Regions from separate parts of the Homo sapiens genome. Here region 2 is linked to region 1. Evidence: read pairs that join two places in POLR2A ChIA-PET (ENCODE). Cell type or tissue: HepG2. All regions are shown on one strand. Each heading gives the region's core, and the rest is flanking DNA. Links, peaks and the distances in the headings are about the cores only. Region 1 overlaps ATP8B2 (ATPase phospholipid transporting 8B2). Region 2 overlaps IL6R (interleukin 6 receptor).

Region 1 (15,786 bases), core at 7,476-15,475:
GGAATGAAGAACATGAGCACGGAGGTGTAGATGCCCTGGGCGATGCAGATGAAGAACTCCCGCTTGTTGAAGAGAAGGTTCAGCTGGCCCGGCTCATACAGCTTAGGGTACTCCATGCTCCGCTGCTCGGGGACATCCTGTGTGGGAGGACCATGTAGCATAGGGGGCCTCAGAGGTTGCCGTTTTGACCCTGGATGACCAAGGGCAGACTCTGACTCTGTCCCTGCCTCCTCCTTTCCAAAGTCTTTGGCAGCTAGAACCAACCTCAAGCCAGCTACCCCCAGACTAACTTAGTTCAGCAACCCAAGAGAGTTCTAGATCAGCTGCAGCCAGGAGGGAGAACCAGCCACACCTTCCCCGGCTGAAAGAACTGCCTTCCCAGTGGCCACAGGAAATGGGCACAAGTGTCACACACCACGTCTATGTGACTCCTTCAAGCAGTGACCTTCCCCGCATCCCATCTGATCATCAAACTCCCCCATACCTGATCAAAGACCCCCATAGCCAGGACTGGCAGGGAGGTGTACACGATGTTATACAGGGTGATGAAATACTGGTCATAGACGGTCTGGAAGAGAACAGGGAGCAAGGGAGCATGCAACCTTTCTTTGCTACACATCAGGCACAGGAAGACAGCTGATGTCACATACAGAGAACCCTAAGAAATTTTCTGAGGCTCCTTCTCTCCTCCTTTAATAAGCATTTTTTAAGAGTATGTACCAGAAAATAGCTAGGCCCTGGGGGACTGAGTGATAAACAAGACAGAACCTCTGCCCTCAGGTTTACAGATTTGCACAACAGTGGACTGGGAACATTTATTACCTGGGCTGAGAAGCCACAGAAGAAGCCAAACCAGAAGTGGACCATGGTGAAAGCAAAGTTTTTGTAGAAGAAATAGCAAAGAAACTTGCACATTCGCAGGTAGGACCAGCGCCCATGCACCAGCAGGAGGCGCTGCAGGAACTTGAACTGGGAGAAGGAGTAATCGGAGGCCAAGACAGCCTGGATCCCTTCCTGCCCACTGATCCCCACACCAATGTGAGCCGCTGCAGAGACAAGAGATGACAAGAGGGTGAAGATGGCCACCGGCCACACACTTTAGAGCCTACCAAGTTACAACCCCCTTCCCGTCATTCTTCTGCAGTCCAGAGACCTCAGTGGGCCCCTCCCCAGCCTCAAGCCCAGCCTACACACCTGCACAGCCCACACTCACTTTTGATCATGCTGACATCATTGGCTCCGTCTCCAATGGCAAGCGTCACAGCCTTCTTGTACTTCTTGACCAGTTCTACCACCTGTGCCTTCTGCAAGGGGGTCACCCGGCAGCAGATGACAGCTTTGCAGGCACACGCTGTCTCCAGAAACTCCAGCTCCATGTCTGCCTCCAGTGCGTGGGCCTGGAGCACAGAGAAACCTGAGAGAGCCAGTCTTTCCAGGAGACACCTGGGAGTCTCAGCTCCTCCCAGTCCCCTTTGAGACCAGTCTTCTCTGAAATCAGGGGAAATTAGAACAAGATATAAAAGCCCTGGACAGAAGTGCTCACTGGAAAGATACTGCCCAAGCTAAGGATAGCGATGCCTACCAGGCTGTGACCATTTATGACCAGGGCGTACTCCCCAGCAACGGCCTCCAGGACAGAAGTTAGCTTGGAAGAAGAAAGCTTGTCCTGATAGGTGAAGCCGTTGCCTACGGAGCGGGATGAGTCCATCATCTTCTCCCGGGCTTTCCTGTCGAGGTGGAAATGATACGGTTGTGGTCTTCCAGAACGGCAGTGGGGAGCAGGGATTCAAGTCTAAATGGTCCAGAAACCCCCACCTGAGCCCTGGGCACAACGCACAGCACCGCCTCCCCTGGGCTTCTTGTTTACCTGAGCTCCTCCCGCACCTCCAGGACAGTATGGCCAGTGACTATGAAAACCTCAGTCATGTCATCCGTCAGCATCTTGCAGGAATAGCCGATGTTCACAGCCGTCTCTACCAAGAGAGAACGCAGGAGCTACGGACAGGCACCCAACAAGGTCAGCACACTTGCCTGCCTGATGTCCTCGGCTCCATGCAAGGGTCCAACAGGGCTACTGTCAGTTGCAACTGGCTCTGCCCTGCTGGGCTCTCACCTTGCTTGTCTCCGGTTAGCACCCAAATCTTGATGTTGGCCAGTGTCAGGAGGGCAATGGTCTCTGGAACCCCTTGCTGAAGTTTGTCCTCAATGGCCGTTGCACCCAGCAGCTGAAAATACCACAAGGATTCCTGGCACAAGAATTGCAGGCATGAGCCCTCCGTGCCCATCCTTGGCCCGTCCCGCAGCCCGTACCATCATGTTGTTCTCAACCTCCTCATAGATGCTAGCCAGCCTGTCCTCCCGGCTGTCCTGGGCCAGGCTGGCCTGGAGGCGTCGCTCAGCCCACTCCTCGTAGTACTCTTCATCCAGATCCTTGTAGGCCAGCACCAGGGTCCTCAGCCCTTCCCCTGCGTACTCCTGGAGGCAGAGTGGAAAGGCACACCTGGGTAAGTCTGGAGAGCTAATGGACAGCGTGAGGGCGACAATGAATAATCCTGCACTGTAGACTGGGTGTGTGCCACATTCCACAGTTAGGGACTGTCACCACATACATAAAAAGAGGTAACTATGGGAGCTGGCTGATGTGTTAAGTTGTCTGACTGTAGTAATCACTTCACTATATATACACATCAAAACATCACGTTGTAGACCTTAAATTTACACAATAAAACAAACTTAAGTCGCCTCCCCCACACTAAGAGTAGAACCCCCCAGGCTGGCCCCTCCTCTCCTCACACCCACATTAAGGTGGTCCATGGTGGTGTTGAGCAGCTCTTGAGTGGAGTGGTGCAGTCTGTCCAGTAGGATAGTGTCAGCCCCTTTGCAGTAGAGTCGGATCTTCCCCTCTGGATTCCGCACTATGAATGGGGCAGGTGAAGAAAGTGCCAGAAAAATTCAGACAGGCAAAGACCCCCAACATAAACACATCAAGAGTCACCCGGCACACTTCACCCATTCCAGGCCTGAATGCTGTCCCCAAACGCCCCAGCACCCCAGGCCTGGCCTCACCTATGACCGACATCCGCTTGCGGATGTTGTTGAAGTCCAGGATGGCCAGCAGCTGGTAGGTGATGGCTGTGCCCATCTCATGGACGGTGATTGTTTTGGGGGTGCGAGAGCGGAAAACAAAACCAAAGTTCCTGGCTGCGGTGACCAGGGCCCCCTCATCTGGGGACTGAGCTTTGTAGTACAGCTCTCCTGGGTGGGGAGGAAGAATACACGTGATATAAGTGGCTTCCCTCAGCCACGTGCCCCGCCCAGGAAGCCCCAGCCCAGCCGCATTGCAGAGCAGAGCAGAGCCCAAGGGCAGAGTCAGGTCAGGAGAGTGCGAGCCGGCTCCTCGGCCCACCTTCGTTCTTTTCTTCTGACATGACAGTATGACACAGGGAAAGGAGGCGGAAGAACTCATGCGTGTGGGGGTCCCCGATCTTGACAGCCTCCAGCAGGCTGGGGTCCCAAAATAAGAACTTCTTGTCAGCCAGAGGATTGAAGGAGAAGTCAACAGGTTCAGGCCTCTGAAACACATAAGAAGGCTCTTAGGAAAGGCTAGAGTGCCAGGCTGCATCCCGGGGAAGGGTTCATCCCTGCCCTCCCAACTCTCAGTAGGCTCCTGTCCACGGTGGACCTCAAAATTTCCACTTCCGTCATCACCAGTTCTGCCTTAAAACACCCATTTCTCCAAGCAGCTTCCATTTCCTATCCAGACAACACATCACTCCTGACTACACTGTTACTGGCCAGGCACCCTGTTTCACTGGCACATAGAATTAGGGAGACTGAATCTTACCTCTCCCAATTCAGCTTTGTGTCCCAGGACGTCAAACACATCACCTACATACAGCCAGGGCAGAAAAAGAAGCAATGTCAGAGCCAGAGAGCTCCAGAGCATGGAAAAACATCTCCAATGCAGAATCCCCGTAGGCACTGAGCCCCTCAACCCTAATCGCTGAGCAGCTGTCACAGTGTGAGTCACTCAGTCACATTGCTGACTCGCGGGATAGGAGGCATCAGGCACCCTAGATTCCAGAACCCCAAGGCCTGGCCATGAAAGAGCCCCGGCACCCACTGCTCACCATCCCTGTCTCTACCCTAGGCGGCACCCCCCTCAGGGCAGCTCCAATTCCACACCTCCCAGGCCTCCTTGCACCCATTAGACCTGAGCAGCAGACAAGGCTCAGACACTGACCGAAAGGCATCAGTCAGTACAGAAAGCAGTCACAAGAGGGGTCCACACTCTGCATAAAAGTCAGCCCCACATGCTGCCCCAGGCCATCCCAGCAGCACAGCCACGGGCCACACTGGGAAGTCCAACCACAGCCACATTCCACAGACTCACAAGGACCCTGAGCAGCAACAGGGGAGAGTCTAGCAGGGTTCCGCCTGGCCAGGATGCCCAGAGGCCAGTGTCTCACTTCAAACAGCCAAGGAGCTCCCCTAATTCCTGGAGCTGAGACCAGGGTCAGGGCATCAGGAGAGGACAAGGGGAGGACTCTCAGAATCTAATTTTTTTTTTTTTTTTGATAGACTTTCACTCTTGTCGCCCAGGCTGGAGTACAATGGCGCAAACTCGGCTCACTGTAACCTCCACCTCCTGGATTCAAGCAATTCTCCTGCCTCAGCCCCCCGAGTAGCTGGGAAAACAGGCACCTGCCACCACGCCCAGCTATTTTTTGTATTTTTAGTAGAGACGGAGTTTCACCATGTTGGCCAAGCTGGTCTCGAACACTTGACCTCAGGTGATCCACTGCGCCCAGCCAGGATCTGCTTCTTGACATGGGACACAGAATGGACCTCTTCTTTGTGTGTGGATTTTTCTCGAGAGACAGGGCCTCATTCTGTCGCCCAGGCTGGAGTGCAGTGGAAGATCATGGCTCACTGCAGCCTTGACCTCCCAGGCTCAAGTGATCCTCCCATCTCAGCCTCCTGAGTCACTGGCCAGCTGAGACCACAGGTGCATGCCACCATACCTGGCTAATTTTTAAATTTTTTGTAGGGATGTGGTCTCACTATGTTGCCCAGGCTGGTCTCGCATTCCTGGGCTCGAGCAATCCTCCCACCTCAGCCTCCCAAAGTGCTATGACTATAGGCATGAGCCACCGTGCCTGGCCAGGATGGACCCTTTCTTCTAGGCCCCTCAGACCCAACTAGGAAGGAAGAAAAAACCAATGTTAAGGAAACTGTGGGGCCCCAGTTCCACTGTCCTTCCAGGCGAGGTGCAAGCCCCCAGTCCCCAGTGGTGCCACCATACCATAGCTGTGGCCATTGATGGAGCACTTGTTGAAAACCATGATGTTCTGGGTGAGGGTGCCCGTCTTGTCGGAGAAGATGTACTCCACCTGGCCCAGCTCCTCGTTTAGGGTGGTGGTGCGGGCTTCTGCAGGCGTCCGCTTCTTCATGCAGAACATCTTCTTATCCCAGTTGATGAAGTAGCTGTGGCCCAGACGGATGACCTCCACACTGCACAGGGGACAAGAGGTGAGGCTTGGGTCGGGAAGAAGAGGAGGTGCCCCACCCACATGGGCCTTCGCTGCAGGCCCTCCGCCTGGGGAGAGACAAGAACGGAGAAGACACCTGGGCACAGAAACCTGGGTGGGAAAGGGCAAGGAGAGCCTGAAGGTGGAGCCGGCTGCACACAGCCAGCAGAGGAACGCCCCGACCCGACCCTCCTGATGCTCTCCAGACAAGAAGGTGCAAAGGGCCTGGGTGGGCAGGACAGACAGCAAAGGAGGAAAAGGGGCTGTAGACAAGGCACTCGGCCAGTTCTTACCTCAGGACTAATAATACAGAAACCATGCAGAGAAAAACAAGAGAAAGTGCCAGAGGGAGGGGAGAGAAAAGAGAGAGAGAAATAATGAGGGTGCTGTGCATGCCACAGCAACACAGACGCCACCTCAAAGAGGGGTGGCACCGGGGAGGGGAAATGGAGAAGGCTTGAAGCCCACTCGTCACTGTCCCACCACAGGCTGGGTGCGCTCCTTCCACCCTGGGCTTGGGGCACTACATTCCTGATTCTGAACACCGGGCAGGGCTGAGGTGCTGACTCCAGAGGGAGAGGGCCCTGGGCATCTGCAGAACACCACCACTTCACAATGGCACAGCGCATTGTGGTGGTTGTTGTTTGCTTGTTTGTTTTTTGAGCTAGGGTCTCTGTCACCCAAGCTGGAGTGCAGTAGTGTAATCATAGCTCACTGTAGCCTCAAACTCCTGGGCTCAAGCAATCCTCCCACCTCAGCCTCCCTAGTAGCTGGGACTACAGGTGCACACCACCACACCTGGCTAATTTTCATTTTTTGTAGAGATGGGATCTCGCTGTGTTGCCCACACTGGTCTTGAATTCCTGAACTCAAGAGATCCTCCCGCCTCCACCGCCCAAAGTGCTGGGATTACAGGCGACAGCCACCATGCCTGGCCCCTATAGTGCCTTTAACATCTCCAGGTCTGTTCGTATCCTCTTCTTTGCTAATCATATGCACTGTTAGCATTTCCAGAAAGGGCCATGTTTAGGTCCAGTGCAGCCGAGCAATGGGGCCCTATCGAGAGCCCTGCTTCCCACCTGACTAAGGCACCTATCAGGATCCCATTACCAGGCAAATGGGAATGTCTTCACATTCCAAAGGGCCTTTTCCTCACACAGCTCTTCAACCCCCTCTTAGCCTCCCGAAACATACACACTGTGACCTGATGAGACTCAGAAAGAAAACTGCTTTAGCTGCTCCCAAGGGCTTCAAGTGAACTGAGATACAAAACACAGATAGCAAAGCCCATAGGTGGGAAAACAAAATTAGGTTGTAAGCACAAAGGCATTTAAATAGTAATGCAGAAGGGAGTGGCAACAGTCACAATGAGCAGGCTACCACCCAGTAACTGTACAGTCACTTAAGTTTAAAATGTATCTTCTAAGCCAATATCTTATATCAAGACATCCTATTAAAAGGTGAGACAAGTACTCCTGTTCCTGTTTCACGTGGGAAAACTAAGATCAAGTGAGGCCCTGAGTGACCGTGGATTTTCCTGAGGTCACATGGCCAGTGAGGAGGCAGGACTAAACCCAGAACCTCCCAACTCTCCTCTTCACACCCTGGAAAAGCCTAAACTATATTCTCTCAGCACAGAAATGCTGTATCTTCTATTTATTATCACCAGCAGTAAGATTGGGGGCTGGGAGAGAGTTGAGGGCTATTTGGGGAATCTGTATGAACAAAAGATGGGAGACAGGACAAGTTTTCAGCACCTCCATAAAACATTTCCTTAAAAATGTCACAGGTTCCCTTATCTCAAGTGCAAGGCACTAAGCAAGAAAGTTCCTTTCCCCTGGCCATTCCTCCTGCCTCGTCTTCCTCCGATCCTCCCCTTCATTCTCACTGGCCTGTCCCTGCTAACATTCTCTTTACCTCAAACATCCTACATGTTGCCTTGATCCTATTCATGCTGTACACTACTGCCAGTCAATACTTCCTAAAGCATTCTTTAGTTTTTTTTTAGAATGCATTTTTTTCTTTTTGTGGGGGAGGGGTTCCAGTGAAAACTGGAAAACCTGCTAGACAAATTCTAAAAGAGCTGTAACACTTAGAATGCATTTTTAGAATACAGAATACATTCTTTTGACTTTCTTCAAAAACTTTTTTGTTTGTTTGTTTGTTTCGTTGTTTTTTGAGACACAGTTTCGCTCGTTGCCCAGGCTAGAGTGCAGTGGCGTGATCTTGGCTCACTGCTACCTCCACCTTCCGGTTTCAAGCGATTCTCCTACCTTAGCCTCCCAAGTAGCTGGGATTACAGGCAACCACCACCACACCTGGCTAATTTTTGTATTTTTAGTAGAGACGGGGTTTCAACATGTTGGCCAGGCTGGTCTCGAATTCCTGACCTCGTTATCCGCCCACCTTGGCTTCCCAAAGTGCTGGGATTACAGGTGTGAGCCACCGTGCCCAGTCTTTTCAATAACTTTTAATGGTTAGTAAATACAAAGTCCACAGGCAAATATTCAAAAGCCTCCACAATCAGGAGCAAGCTATGTTTCCAGCTCTTGCTCTTGGCCCAAGACCCTGGCCAACTATTTCCATAGGCCATTCCCAGGCTCCCATCTCCACACCTTTGCTTCCAGCCCTCTCAGCCTCCTCTCCATTGTGGCTCCACCTTCATCCAGCCCAGTCACCACTCAAAGCCCAGAGCAAATGCCATCTCTCCCTCTCTGCCTACCTGCTTAGGGAGCGACACTCTCCCAGTCCCCGGGCACCCTGTGCCTCCCACATGGTATCTCAGTCTGACACTGTCCAGATCTCCCCTCCTCGACCTATCCATCTGCTGCTGCTAAAGGCAGAGGCCACCTTATACATCTCTGTATCCCCAAGCTTCACATAGAAGACTCTAGGTCGAATTCTACAGCACTGGTTCCTATTTTGTTTTATAATGTGTTTAGATTTTCCTTCCTTTACTAGACGTAAGCTCCTAGAAGGAAGGAGATCCATTCCTAATTCATCTTTTATTTGTGATGGCACCTAGCACACTTCTTTGTACACAGTAGGCATGTAATAAATAGGTGCTGAATAAATCAATATTTTTTTTTCTCTAATACAGTCCCAAGTACCAGGAAACTGTGGTAAAAAGTTTGCTCTGCCCACAAAGATAAACAGATAACATCAAATGTTTACAGTACAGGAAGAAGAGGACTTCTCGTTACTTCTCAAGGACTTCATCTTCATAGAAAAGAAAAGTTCTATGGGACCGCCTGACTCCCTGGAGAGACCCCAGGTCAGAGAAGGCACATACCTGACATAGAGTGAAATGGGCACAACGGTGTTGAGGATGATGATGTAGGACCAGAAGGAGAGGAAGCCAGAGAAGAAGGCACTGTCCACTGCCTCATCCCACGGCAGGTAGACCTGGAAACGCATCCCCACCTCGTGCTCCCAGATGGCATTGCCAATGGCCAGGATCACCCCCATGCAAACCAGGAATCCAAAAATCTGGGGAGGAATGAGAAGCACAGGCGAGGCTGACATGTAGGAAGCCCTCAAAACCAAGTGCATCTGTGATGTATTCATCCCTTGAGCCCTCAAAAGCTCAGATGCTCTAGTGCAAGCTTGTCCAACCCATGGTCTCTGGGCCACATGTGGCCCAACACAGATTCATAAACTTTCTTAAAACACTATGAGATTTTGGTAACAGCTGAATGTTAAATGAAAAATAATTATAAAAAAAAAAAAAACTATTATGGGCTGGGCGCAGTGGCTCAAGCCTGTAATCCCAGCATTTTGGGAGGTTGAGGCGGATGGATCACCTGAGGTCAGGAGTTTGAGACCAGCCTGGCCAACACGGTGAAACCCCGTCTCTACTAAAAACATTAAAAAAATTAGCCAGTCCTGGTGGCACTTGCCTGTAGTCTCAGCTACTCAGGAGTCCAAGGCATGAGAATTGCTTGAACCCGGGAGGCAGACATTGCAGTGAGCCAAGATCATGCCACTGCATCCCAGCCTGGGCAACAGAGCAAGAACCTGTCTCAAAAAAAAAAAAAAAAAAGGCCAGGTGCAGTGACTCACACCTATAATCCCAGCACTTTGGGAGGCCAAGGCGGGCAGATCATGAGGTCAGGAGTTCGAGACCAGTCTGGCCAACATGGTGAAACCCCATCTCTCATCTCTACTAAAAATACAAAAAAATTAGCCGGGTGTGGTGGCGGGCACCTGTAATCCCAGCTACTAGGGAGGCTGAGGCAGGAGAATCACGTGAACCCGAGAGGCAGAGGTTGCAGTGAGCCGAGATAATGCCATTGCACTACACTCCAGCCTAGTGACAGAGTGAGACTCCGTCTCAAAAAAAAAAAAAAAAAATTTATGAGATTTTTTTTTGCAATTTTTTTTTTCTAAGCTTATCAGCTATTGTTAATGTTAGTGTATTTTATGTGTGGCCCAAGACAATTCTTCTTCCAATGTGGCCCAGGGATGCCAAAATATTGGACACCACTGCTCTAGTGGAAAAAGCTCAGAACTGGTGACAGGTTCTAGTCTGTCACCAATTATCATGTGGCCTTCTGTCTGACCATTATTTCATCTATATGATGAAGAAACTGAAATAGTTGATTAGCTCTCAATCTGGCACCTTGAAACCTTCCAGAGTCCTCAAAGTTGGTAAGAGTGGGGATGAGCTACTTTTAACATACCAGAAAACTTACTGTAAATAATCTATTCACCTGGGCTAGGTACAAGCCAACAAAAATGCCAAGCCACGGTAATGTTCACTATCTCACATAGATGGCCTTTTTTTTTTTTTTTTGAGATGGAGCCTTGCTCTGTCGCCCAGGCTGGAGTGCAGTGGCGCGACCTCGGCTCACTGCTGCAAGCTCCACCTCCCGGGTTCACGCCATTTTCCTGCCTCAACCTCCCAAGTAGCTGGGACTACAGGTGCCCGCCACCACGCCCAGCTATTTTTTTGTATTTTTAGTAGAGATGGGGTTTCACCATGTTGGTCAGGATGGTCTTGATCTCTTGACCTCGTGATCCACCCACCTCGGTCTCCCAAAGTGCTGGGATTACAGGCGTGAGCCACTGCACCTGGCTAAGATTGCCTTTTTTTTTTTTAAACTTGGGAAACAAACTTATCTTCATAAACGTAGATTTCTTTTTTGAAACAGGGTCTTGCTTTGTTGCCCAGGCTGGAGTGCAGTGGCATGATCCTAGCTCAACGCAGCCTCAATCTCCCAGGCCAAGCAATCCCCCCGCCTCAGCCTCCAGAGTAACTGGGACCACAGGTGCATGCCACCAAACCTGGCTAATTTTTCAGTTTTTTGTAAAGACAGGGTCTCACTATGGTGTCCAGGCTGTTTTCGAACTCCTAGGCTCAAATGATCCTCCCACCTTGGTCTCCCAAAGTGCTGGGATTACAGGTGTGAGCCACCACTCCTGGTCTAGATTTCCTGATTAGTCAAAAATCTTATAAATTTTGGAGTCTCTGGAGAGACTGGTAAAAAACCAGGCCACTGTCCAATTTCCTACATCTATTTCCAAAGCTGCCTCCGCTGTTTAGGCTTTGAAACAAAATAGGAGATTGGTGCCCAATGGCCACCAGGGGGCGACTGGAGCCCTTATGTGATAGACAACCTCGCCCACCAGGCTGGGTTTCCGCACACTCTTTAAAGCCAGGGCGGAAACAAGCTCACCAGAGGCTAGCCCCAGCCTTCACAAGCTGGCATGTGGCGGGCAGGCAGCAGACAGTCGGGGCACAGGAAGGGGAGGAGAGCCCAACAAGGAGTTCAGATTTCTAGCTAAACAAGAGAAGGATTCAGGAACTGCCAAAAACTTAAACAGAAACTTTTCCTTTGGGATCCTTCGTTCTTAGAAGTTGGGGGGAAAAGACCCTGCCAACCTCTTCCAAATGGAAATTTTTCTTTTAATTCCCTCTCCATCCCCATGAAGGCCTCCTTGTCCCTGGCAAAAGCAAACAGAAGGTCACATGCTTCACAAAGTCATCATCATAACTGGAATCAGAGAAGGGATGATTTGTTTTAGCTTTAAGTTGTTGATTCATGCACGTTCCTGAAGTTTTTTTAAATAACATCTTCCAACTAAAAGGAGCCTAAAATAAACACTGCCTTTGTGTAGCTGACCTGCTAGCAGCTTTAAAGCCAAACCTGAAGTCTACTGACCAAAGAAGAAAGAGGAAAGGAAAAGGAGCACCCAAGGAGAAGAGAGGGCAGGGGCAGGGAGCCAGATGTGGGGCGCCTCACCCAGAGCACCAGGGTATTCATTAGGCGATCGATACTCGTTCTTTTGAACTTTGTTCTGCCGCTGTTTTGCATCAGCTTAGTGTCGGGACCTGGAAAAGAATGGGAAGGGCTGGGAAAGCCAAATAACACATCTGCCTCTGGGCTTCTGCCCTGATCCCCAGACTGCAGGACACCAGGGTGGAATAGAGATACTGGCTAGATAAGAAGCCTGTATACACAGCTGGAGGTTTTTTACCTTAGGTATTCTCCCACCTCATCCCATACTCCTGAGTGAGGGCTGGCTGAGTCACTCTTACCCTTCTTTCTTTGGATGCTAGGAGGCTCACCTGCAAAGATGACCAGCCCGAAGCACCACTCGGTGTTTCGCAGCACACAGCCCCGCAGCAGCATGTTCTGGTTGCTCAGAGGGAACTTATTTTCCTTCCAGTAGAGGGTTCCGCTGAATTTGTCCAGTTTGTTGTTGGGAGGTTCACAGATCACTTCACCTGAACAGGAGACAAGAATTCCACTGCTTAAGGTCCAGTCTACAGCCTAACCACAAGACAATAAAACAAAGAGAAAATGAGCTGAGCGAAGAGGATGCAAGGGCAAGGGCCCATCCATATGCTGCTGGGAGGAGTGTGAGCTGATGCAACTCTTCAGGAAAATAATGAAGCAGGCCGGGCGCGGCAGCTCATGCCTGTAATCCCAGCACTTTGGGAGGCTAAGGCGGGTGGATCAGCTGAGGTCAGGAGTTTGAGACCAGCCTGGCCAACATGGTGAAACCCTGTCTCTACTAAAAATACAAAAATTAGCCGGGTGTGGTGGTGGGAGCCTGTAATTCTAGCTAATCGGGAGGCTGAGGCACGAGGATCGCTTGAACCTGGGAGGTAGAGGATGCAGTGAGCCGAGATCGCACCACTACACTCCAACCTGGGCAGGAGTATTTAAAAAAAAAAAAAAAAAAAAGCTGCAGCATGACCTAATATTTGTTTGTACAAACATGTATGAAAAGTGTGGATGAGCACACACTGACTGTCAATTAATGTGGCTACTTCAGCAGGGTAGAAGAGGAAGGAAGAGCTATTTTCTTCTTCTTTTTTTTTTTTGAGACAGTGTCTCACTGTGTTGCCCACGCTGGAGTGCAGTGGCCCGATCTCGGCTCACTGCAACCTCCACCTCCCAGGTTCAAGCAACTCTCATGCCTCAGCCTCTCAAGTAGCTGGGACTACAGATGCACACCACGACGCCCGGCTAATTTTTGTATTTTTTTTTTCTTTTTGAGACAGAGTTTCGCTCTTGTCACCCAGGCTGGAGTGCAGTGGCACGATCTTAGCTCACTGCAACCTCCGCCTCCCTGCAACCTCCGCCTCCCAGGTTCAAGGGATTCACCTGCCTCAGCTTCCTGAATAGCTGGGATTACAGGCATGCAGCACCACGCCCAGCTAATAATTTTTGTATTTTTAATAGAGACAGGGTTTCACCATGTTGACCAGACTGGTCTCGAACTCCTGGCCTCAGGCAATCCGCCCACCTCGGCCTCCCAAAGTGCTGGGATTACAGGCGTGAGCCATGGTACCGACCTCTATTCACTTTTTCTTATACACTCTGTATGGTTTGTCTTATAAGGAACACATATTATTATTCTGAGCTAATAAGCTAAAAGAATAAGCTGAATTTCTCTCAACATGCATAGCAAGTGGGGAGCTATCAGCCACAAAGTCCCCTTGAAATAATTATAAACTCAAAACCAAGAGGGAGCCACATGACATTACAAACACTCCCCTCCCCAAAACAGTCCAGGGAGTTGCATAATAACAACAAAAAGCCCAAAGGAAAATGTATAATTTAACGCCCCCAAACAAAACCCAACCCCACTCCTCTACCTTCAGGCTGCTCCTCCAAAATTACTCACCGTCAAACTTGGCAAGCTTACTGATGTCTCCCAATTCTGAGGTGACTGGAATCGCCTGACGTACTTTCATGTTGGTCTCGCTGGAAGGACAGTATCTCTGAGTCCCCGCTCCCTCCTCATCCTCTAAATGTTTTTTTTCACAGATGGGGTCTCGCTCTGCTGCTCAGGCTGGAGTGCAGTCGCACAATCATAGCTCACTAAAGCCTCGAACTCCTGGGCTCAAACAATCCTCCCGCCTCAGCCTCCCAAGTGGCTGGGATTATAGGCATTAAAACCACCATACCCAGCTAAGTTTTAAACTTTTTAAATTTTTTGTTTGTTTGTTTTATAGAGATGAAGTCTCACCATCTTGCCCAGGCTGGTCTCAAACTCCTGGCCTCAAGCAATCCTCCCACACTGGCCTCCCAAAGTGCTGGGATTTACAGGAGTGAGTCACCATGCCCACCTCTCCCCATCCTCTAAATTCTACCTGGTGACACCTAAGCATGGTGCATAACTGCTCAGCCCAGCAAATACTGGTTGAATAACACTTCACACATCCCATCCAAAGCCTTTCTTACCCCTAATTTTTCCAAATTCAGACAGAGCCCAGGCCTGAGAACCTCATTCAAAGACAATCTTTTTACCTCCAAAGAGACAGAAGGAGAGGGCTGACACTGAGCATGCCACTTACCCATCAAGTTCTGCTGTCTCTATGTAACACAGCCCATGGGGCTCACTGCTGGAAAGGAGGAGGAGATCCGCCTAGAGAGAAAAACTAATGAGAAGTCCAAATATGCAAACCTCCACCCCCAGTGGGCTGTAATGGTGGCTCCTTCCACTAAGCATTCTTGGTTTGCTTAGTTCCAGGTGCATAAATGGCTAGTTCCAGGCATATCAGCATGACACAGAAGCCCCTGGTGTGAGAAAGATTCCTGCCACGGGTGTTTAAGAGGCAACAGTAAATCAGGAAAGATTCATCCTTTTCTCACAAAGAAGAGGAAGAACCTACAGGCCTAGAGGGGTACCCTGTCCCTTACCGCCACAAACTGGTTATTTTCTAGCTTGATAATATCACCAACACAGACATTCATCCACTGCTCCTGCTGGAGGCTGAGGCAACGAGAAGACAGTGAAGAGGCTGTCAGGAGCTAAAGAGGTTCCTAAGGGACCCCCTTCGTCCCCAGAGCTCTTGTCTCCAACAGGCACTCACATTCCATTGATCAGCACCTGAGACTGGCGGTTATTCACCTGGTTATCGCTCTTGTGGCGGAACTGAAAAGAAGAAAACTGAAAGGTAAGACACCTTCCCCCGCCTCGAAGGAATTCGTTGATCAGTAGAACTCAGAGCATGCTGGTTAACGCCTCATACACACCCCATCACAAACCAGTTCACTCCCTGATTCCCTCTCCCCACGCTCAGCAAAAAGACATCATGGATCTAGCTGGACCGGGTAAGGGATGTCAAGGTCACCAAGAAATTGTGCTGGATGAAGGTGGCCATGAGATGGGGGTGGGGCTGGGAGTAGGGGTGGGTGACTGGGACAAAATAGAAGAATGAAAACCACTCACATAGTCATCAGTGGCATCTTTAACAGCTGTGATGGTGAGGACAAGAACCAAAGGCACAATGGTGGTGAACCAGGACAGGGAAGAGATCTGGGGGATCAACTGAAAAAAAGAAAGAGAAGTATGCCTCTGAGGCCCCATCTGATGCCTTCATTCCCTTTCCTCTTCCTTGGCTTTATTCAGTTTGGGGAGCTGCAAAAAATCTACTATGGGTCACCTACCTGCAGAATGAGGAGGAACAGGAAGTAAGTGTTGGCAACTTCCTGGAACTGCTCAAAGAGGTTGACAGGCAGGAAGGTGAGAATATTGTACTTGGAGGTCTTGATGCAGTTACTCTATGGCAGTAGGAGAGAAGATAATGAGCAGTCTCCAGTCCCAACCCAGAACCAGACTGAGGCTGCCTCCCCCATCTTTATACTTCCCCAGACCTCTACCCCAAAAGCTAGCAAACACAGGTGTGGGAGGGGGAAAGAGGAGGAGAGAAGGGAGTCTCAAGGGGGTCAATGTATTCTGCTTCACTGACAGGTGAAGGCATGAAAAATTCAGCACGATAGCAGATGGAGAGTGG
Region 2 (8,000 bases), core at 1-8,000, 84 kb before region 1:
TGTCTCCAACATACTGAGGGAACTAAGAAGAGGGATCAATTATTCTAAAGGGGGAAGAGAGATTTTATTGGGGCCTTGATAAATGAGTGGGGGTTTGATAAGTGGAGCCACAGGGAGTTACATTCCATAAAGAGAGAACAGTATATGCAAGGCATTAAGAACTGAGTCACCAGGCGCCGTGGCTCACGCCTGTAATCCCAGCACTGTGGGAGGCCGAGGCGGGCAGATCACCTGAGGTCGGGAGTTTGAGAGCAGCCTGACCAACATGGAGAAACCCCATACTAAAAATACAAAATTAGCCGGGCGTGGTGGCACACACCTGTAATCCCAGCTACTCAGGAGGCTGAGGCAGGAGAATCACTTGAACCCAGGAGGCAGAGATTGCAGTGAACTGAGATTGCACCATTGCACTCCAGCCTGGGCCACAAAAGTGAAACTCTATCTCCAAAATAATAATAATAATAATTAAAAAAAAAAGAATTGAGAGTCACCAGGCATCGTGGCTTACGCCTGTCATCCCAGCACATTGGGAGGCTGAGATGGGAGGATCGTTTGTGCCCAGGTGGCTGAGACCAGCCTGGGCAACACGGCAAAACTCCATCTCTACCAAAAAACTCTAAAATTAGCTGGGCATGGTGACACATGTCTGCGGTCCCAGCTATCTGGGAGGCTGTGGCAGAAGGATCACTTGAGCCCAGGAGGTCAAGTCTGAAGTGAGCTGTGATTGTGCCACTGCACTCCAGCCTGGGACCCAGAGCAAGACTGTGTCTCAAAAAAACAAAAAACAGTGAGAGTTCTGGGGAGGGCTGGTGTCTGGAGTATCTGAAATGCAGTAAGGAGGGAAGGAAGACCTACAGGGGAACATGGAGGGTGTGAGCACCCTCAAAGAGATCAGGCCTGACTCCACAGGCAGGGGGACTTTTGGTTCCTCTGTGGCCCCTTCTGAAATGCTATGCCTTTGCAACCCAAGAGCCTGGGTTAGGTTGGAGGCCATCCTGTGCTGCCAGCTGGCCTGGGCAGTGGGGACCCATGTCCCTGCTCAGAAACCCAGGCGGTGGGATGGGGTTGGCAGGCATGAGCCAAGCCTGTCAAAAGTATGTGCAGGCTCAATGGCTTCCCCACCTCTCCCCACTGCCCCACCAACCTCCAGGACAGGAGCATTCCATTGCTTCTTGTTTCTGTTCTCTTCCAATCTCCCTGAGAAAAAACCGACTGTCCCCTGCCCCTCCTTGGCTCCTGTGCATCATGAAGCAGCGCAGAGGCAGGAGGGAGGAAGAGCACCCAAGGACTGCGCCAAGGCCAGGGTCACATACAGGGAGGGAGCAGCTTCAGCCCAGGCTAAGAAAGAATGGGATTCTGCAGAGAGGACAAGGAAGCACCTCACCTGGGACTAAGATCACAAAAGGAGGCAGTATTGCCTCCCGAAAACAAACCCCCAAGCTCCTCCTCAACAGTCAGTGTTGGTGTCTGGTCTGGTCTGGTCAGTTTAATCACTGACTATTAATTGTGTGGGGTTGGGCTGACACAAACGTACAGTCTGCCTTGATTTGTTCTTTAATATAAAGTACATCTCAGTAGGGTGCAGTGGCTCACGCCTGTAATCTCAGCACTTTGGGAGGCTGAGACGGGTGGATCACTTGAGGTCAGGAGTTCGAGACCAGCCTGGCCAACATGGTGAAACCCTGTCTCTATTAAAAATACAAAAATTAGCCAGGCTTGGTGGTGTGTGCCTGTAATCCCAGCTACTCAGGAGGCTGAGGCATGAGAATCGCTTGAATCCGGGAGGCAGAGGCTGCAGTGAGTCGAAGGCTGCAGTGAGCTGAGATTGCACCACTGCACTCCAGCCTGGGCGAGACTCCTTCTTGAAAATAAATAAATAAATAAATAAATAAATAAAATAAAATAAAGTACATCTCCACAAGCAGGAGGCCCCTTGGTGTAGAGGAAACAGCTCTGTGCTGTCAGGTGACCTGAGTTCTATTCCTGGTCTTGTGATGACTCACAGGCAGCCATGGGCACGTCACCGCCCCTGGCAGAGCCCACTGGCCTTCTCTGTGAAATGAGGATTCAGACTGTGACCTGTAGATCCCCCACAGGCCCCCACTCCTGCGGTCTAGCATCCCATGGCGCCCAATCATTAGCTCTCAGAGGGCAGGAAGCAAACAATACTCAGCTTGAAAACACATAATGAATCTATGGATTTATTATTTAATAGTTGATGGCTTTGGGAGAAGGATGATGACCAGATCATCCCAGTGCCCTCAGAAAAATGCTTCTTTCTCCCTGGAGAGCTCTAGGGGAGGGAAAATTCCCACAACCTCCCTTGCCTCCCATTCCTCAAGGGAAAGAGAGTTTAGGTCCTAGTAACTCCCAACAAGCAAGCCCATATCTCCCTGCCCCGGTGGCCTAGGATTCCCCCTCCCAGGGACACTGGGACCCCCACCATGGCCCAGACACCCTTTGGTCTGGGGACCCTGCAGCACAGCTCTGGGAAAGTGGGGTTCCTCCCCAGTTGGGACCTAAGTTTGGGTGCCAGGAATCCAAACAGCTTTGTTGTTTTTCTACTTTTTCCCCCTCTTCAAGTAAACTTGCAAATGTCAATAACCAGAGAAAAACACGCACACGGAGACACATATTTCTCAACTCTCTTGCAGCTTGCCGCAGCTCTTGCCAGCAAAAACAAGTTCAGCTTCCTGGCCCCGTTTATGTAAGCGGTGAACCAGCTGCCTGGCCTGCCACCGAGGACACAGGCTTGGCTCGTGCCTGCTAATCCCATCTCACCACCCCAGTTTCTGAGCAGAGACGCAGGTCCCCGCTGCCCAGGCCAGCTGGCAGCACAGGAGGCCCCCAGCCTAACCCAGCTTCTTGGGTTGCAAAGGCATAGGATTTCAGAAGGGGCTACAGAGGAAACAAAGGTCCCCTGTCAGCAATAATGGTCTTGATCTAAAAGTAGGTGGGTGCTGAGAAGCCTCCAGGAGAAGCCTGTGGACACCTTGTGTCCACATGGAAACAAGTATAGAATTTGGTCCCACGAGGGCTAGGACAAGTCCCAGTGCTCTTGGTCACCTGTTCTTGCATTCTCCATCTTTGGACTGAGACTGGCTCCTGGCTTTGATGTGATAATAACCATAACAATCATTAGCAACTGGGACACTTACCCTGCGCCCTGGGCTTTCCCTAAGAGCACACTACTCACAAAAAGTCTGCCAGGGAGGAAGTCTTGTCCCCATTTCATTGTTGAGGCAACAAGAGATCAGAGAAGTTAGGGAACTTGCCCAAATTCACACAGCTCATGCATGAGGGAATCCACGCTGGACCCAGATGAGCCTGGCCAAAGCCTCTCTCTACTTGGCCCAGGTACCTCTCCATGCTCCACCCCCAGCTCCCTTCTCTGGGCTCCCCACCACCCTCTCTCTCCCCCTCTCCCAATTTCCTCTCCTCTTCCCTGCTCTTCTCACATCTTTCCACCCTTCAGAGGCCCAGGGAAGGGAATGCTGAGGCTTGAGGGGTGTGCACAAGGGGGGGTCAGCGCCATCACTGCAGCTGCCAACCTAATGGGGCACTGGGGACTCTCAGGAGCCAGGAGTCGTGCCCTTGGCCTTTCTCTCCCTTCCCCCACAGCCGCAGCGTGTATAGGATGAGTTAGAGCCTAAAACTGCCTCCCCTTGGACTCCAAATCTCGCGTCCTCCCCAAGTCACCCCACCATCTGGGCCCATTCATTTCTCCTTAACATTTCAGAGGGCACCCTCGGCCACTGTCCAGGAAGAGGCAAGGCCGCAGGCTACGGCAAGTCAAGGCTCCCAGGCTCTAATGGGAGGCCCAGCAACCTTCTCTGACTCAGCTCCCAGCCCCACCTGTCCGCAACCCCCTCTTCTCAGATGACTAGCTTTGGCTGGCAGGCCCCTGCTCCCTCCTCCCCCACATATGTATTTGTACTTCTTGTACCTGCTTGTATTTGTCTGAGTCAGTATTTACCTTGGCCTTGCCTTCCTCCCATCCACACGATGGACTGTACACTGCTGGAGAGAGGGTCTGGGAGGGAGGCTCCTTTGGACCCATAAACAGGTAATGCTCAATGCTGACTCAGAGACCCACGTGCGCGTGTGACCAACTCAGGAGATAAAACATCTAATCCTCCTCTGGCAGCATCAGAGATAACCACCTGGCTCCAGTCCAAGAAGGTACAACCTGGGTCAACTCTCAGAGATTATAAACTAATTAGAGGAAAAGATATCTAAGGCCATGTGCGGCAGCTCACGCCTGTAATCTCAGCACTTTGGGAGGCTGAGGCTGGCGGATCACCTGAGATCAGGAGTTCAAGACCAGCCTAGCCAAAATGGTGAAACCCCATCCATACCAAAAAATACAAAAATTAGGCCGGGTGAAGTGGCTCACGCCTGTAATCCCAGCACTTTGGGAGACAGAGAAGGTCGGATCACAAGGTCAGGAGTTTGAGATCAGCTTGGCCAACATGGTGAAATCCTGTCTCTACTAAAAATACAAAAATTAGCCGGGTATGGTGGCGGGTGCCTGTAATCCCAGCTACTTGGGAGGCTGAGGCAGGAGAATCGCTTGAAACCGGAAGGTTGCAGTGAGCTGAGATCATGCCACTGCACTCCAGCCTGGGCAACAAGAGTGAAACTCCATCTCAAAAAAAAAAAAAAAAAAAAATTAGCTGGGCATAGTGGTGCATGCCTGTAATCCCAGCTACTCGGGAGGCTGAGGTAGGAGAATCACTTGAACCCCGGAGATGGAGTTTGCAGTGAGCCGAGATCGCACCACTGCACTCCACCCTGGGCAACCCTGTCTCAAAAAAAGAAAGGATATCTAAGGAGGGCAAACAATCCACTCCCTGGCCCAAACCTAACCCCAGGAGCAGATAGAGAAATAAAGAGATTAAAAGCAGGACGCAGCAGGGCCTTAGAAGAAAGCCATTGGTACCTGCAGATGGATACACCCAGTATTTTGGTCCTGAAAGGGACAGTGAGGAGAAGCTACAGCCAGTGTGTAGGGTGCTGAGATAAGGAGCGCTGTTTTAAGGCTATACAGGACTCTTAAGGACGACTCAGGCCAACCTGCTCATTTTGGTGGATGAGGAGAACCAGGGCCCAGAAGTCACACAGCAGTGCATGGTGTCAGGACCGGAGCTGGGCTCTGGGACTCTCGGTCCAGGCTTAACACGCAGCCCTCTGCCTTCCCAGAAGCATGGCCTAGGGGTCTTGTCTTCTATCTCTGAGCACAGTCTCAGAGTATAACAAAGAGGCTGGCCCTCAGTCAGATTTTTTTTATGTGCTTCTGGAAGGTGGCAGGAGGGCAGGGAGAGGGAGGGACCTGATGTACGCACCCCCATTCCATATCTACAGACCCCCCAGCTTCCCCTCCCTGACCCCCTTAGCTATGAGGCAGCAAAGCTGAAGATTTAAGAAGTCACGTGGAGGTGTGGATGGAGCAGCTGGGAGGGATAAGGGGAGGTTTGAGGGGTGTGCATAGGGGGATTTCAGGGCTCCCCTGAGGATGCTTCTGTTCAGTTCTTATTCTGAATGGTGGTTCCATGCATGTGTTCAGTTTGTAAAAACCCACCCAGTGTGAGGCCTATGCTGACCACACTCTTTCGTAGGTGTGTCACTCTGCCATAACACTTTTTCATACAGGCCCCAAAGTCCCCACTCTTGCATTCCAATCACTGCTGAGCCATCCCCACCCCCTCCGCTCCCCCATGTGCCATGAGCTTGGGTAGACACATGCACGCACACACTGGTCCAGCTCACTCCACATCACCATCAAGGAAGCAGTTCCAGTGGAAGTGTCCTGGGCACATCTCCCCTCAGTGAGACCTGAATGTCGGGCTCTCCTGCCCCAGCTCCTCCTCCCTCATCATAAGCCCCATCAGGCCTACCAAGAGATAGGAAGACTCGGCATTAAAAATACATCAGTGTTCCCTAATTAATCTCTAAAGTTTACTTGGCCAGGTGCAGTGGCTCATGCCTGTAATGCCAACACTTTGGGAGGCTGAGGCGGGAGGATCTCTTGAGACCAGGAGCTCAAGACCAGCCTAGGCAACATAGCAAAACTCCATCTCTACAAAAAAAAAAAAAAAAATTTTTTTTTAAATTAGCCAGTCATGGTGTCATGCACCTGTGGTCCTGGCTACTCAGAAAGCCAAGGCAAGAGGATTGCGTGAGTCCAGGAGTTCAAGGTTGCAGTGAGCTATGATCAAGACACTGCACTCCAGCCTTGGCAACAGAGTGAGACCCTTCCTCTAAAAAAATAGGAAGGAAAAAATAAAACTACATAATTAAAACAGTGCGATACTGGCACATGAATAGGGAGACCAAATTATGGAAGAGACTAGAAAGTTCAGAACTAATAAAAATAAAAAATAGTTTAGTCTGCACTACTGATCTGTATACTTTAAAATGGTTATTTTATTTTATTTTTTTTTGAGATGGAGTCTTACTCTTGTCGCCCAGGCTGGAGTGCAGTGGCACAATCGTGGCTCACTGCAACCTCTGCCTCCCCTCTTGCCTCAGCCTCCGGAGTAGCTGGGATTACAGGTGCCTGTCACCACAGCTGGCTACTTTTTGTATTTTTAGTAGAGATGGGGTTTCACCATGTTGGTCATGCTGGTTTCAAACTCCTGACCTCAAATGATCCACCTGCCTCGGCCTCCCAAAGTGCTGGGATTACAGGTGTGAGCCACTGCACCCGGCTGATACATTTTATATTATGTGTTTTTACCACATTAAAAAAATAACTTAGTCTAAGTGCTTGCTACACATACAGGCAGTTTCTAAGTGTGCTACATAGATTAACTAACTTGATCTTCTCAATAGTCTATTTGACAGAAGAAGAGACTGAGGTTATATAGCTAATTAGGGGTGACCTGCATTCAAGTCCAGACAATTGGGCCTCAGAATTTGTGCTTTTAACTACTCGCTATGCCAAGAGGCGTATAAACCCAAGTATACAGGAATTTGGTAGATTTAAAATGTAACTTTGAAAATTGGTGGGGGAAAGATGAATTCAATAAACTGTAAAGAGATGTCAGGTGACAACTGGAAAGAAAAAGCTGGAGTCAGACTTCATACCTCATCCATAATATTAATAAATTCAAAATGGATCAAATATTTAAACTTTTAAAACTTTTAACAATACCAGAAAAGGAGAATCTTTTAAAATATTGGAATGGGGGTGGAGGTGAACAGTGCAGCCGGCGCCTTGAGCTCCGGGCCCCTGGCGACCTAGGGCCCTGTCCTGCAGGCTGAGGACGGCAAGTACAAGCAACTCAAGGGCGAGTGGAACCGTAAAAGCCCCAATCTTAGCAAGTGCAGGGAAGAGCTGGGCTGCCTCAAGCTAGTTCTTCTGGAGCTCAACTTCTTGCCAACCACAGGGACCAAGCTGACCAAACAGCAGCTCATTCTGGCCCGTGACATACTGAAGATCGGGGCCAGTGGAGCATCCTATGCGAGGACATCCCCTCCTTCCAGCGCCACATGACCCAGCTCAAATGCTGCTACTTTGATTACAAGGAACAGCTTCCCCAGTCAGCCTACATGCACCAGCTCTTGGGCCTCAATCTCCTCTTCCTGCTGTCCCAGAAGCGGGTGGCTGAGTTCCACATGGAGCTGGAGTGGCTGCCTGCCAAGGACATCCAGACCAATGTCTACACCAAAAACCCTGTGTCCCTGGAGCAATACCTAATGGAGGGCAGCTACAACAAAGTGTTCCTGGCCAAGGGTAACATCCTCGCCAAGAGCTACACCGTCTTCATCGACATCCTGCTTGACACTATCAGGGATGAGATGGCCGGGTGCATCAAGAAAGCCTATGAGAAAATCCCTTTTACCGAGGCCACCAGATCCTCTTCTTCAACACACCCAAAAAGATGACCGACTACACCAAGAAGTGAGGGTGGGTCCCGGGCCCCAACAACTAATATAGTTTTGCCGGCCAGCAGCAGGAGCCAGAAGACACTACCATTCCCTCCACAGAACTGGCC

The links. Peaks named below come from ENCODE experiments on the same cell type or tissue, not always from the same donor. Only the 100,000 strongest peaks of a DNase experiment are listed, where the experiment ranks them.
Region 2: POLR2A ChIA-PET joins it to region 1 with 29 read pairs; 9 of 35 experiments call an interaction of 5 or more read pairs at or near these places.

The regions. Positions count from the first base shown.
Region 1 is chr1:154,330,582-154,346,367 of GRCh38, reverse strand. It overlaps ATP8B2 (ATPase phospholipid transporting 8B2), which reads right to left. Exons shown (of 28, transcript NM_001370597.1): 4 at 15,440-15,553; 5 at 15,222-15,320; 6 at 14,863-14,924; 7 at 14,690-14,762; 8 at 14,344-14,414; 9 at 13,671-13,750; 10 at 12,103-12,261; 11 at 11,777-11,865; 12 at 8,824-9,020; 13 at 5,306-5,514; 14 at 3,845-3,888; 15 at 3,407-3,572; 16 at 3,067-3,255; 17 at 2,800-2,915; 8 more. It also overlaps the pseudogene RNU7-57P. Among named protein-coding and RNA genes, the nearest start is that of ATP8B2, 13 kb to the right of the region's middle. RefSeq lists an enhancer at 14,548-15,747. In HepG2, for the core only: a CTCF peak has its summit at 11,126 (motif pointing right); DNase peaks (open chromatin) are centred at 11,147, 11,507 and 11,857; H3K4me3 peaks cover 593 bases.
Region 2 is chr1:154,414,409-154,422,408 of GRCh38, reverse strand. All of the region lies in intron 1 of IL6R (interleukin 6 receptor), which reads right to left. It also overlaps the pseudogene PSMD8P1. Among named protein-coding and RNA genes, the nearest start is that of IL6R-AS1, 12 kb to the right of the region's middle. RefSeq lists an enhancer at 3,683-4,196. In HepG2, for the core only: no CTCF peak of the experiment used is centred there; DNase peaks (open chromatin) are centred at 2,028, 2,688 and 4,008; H3K4me3 peaks cover 1,361 bases.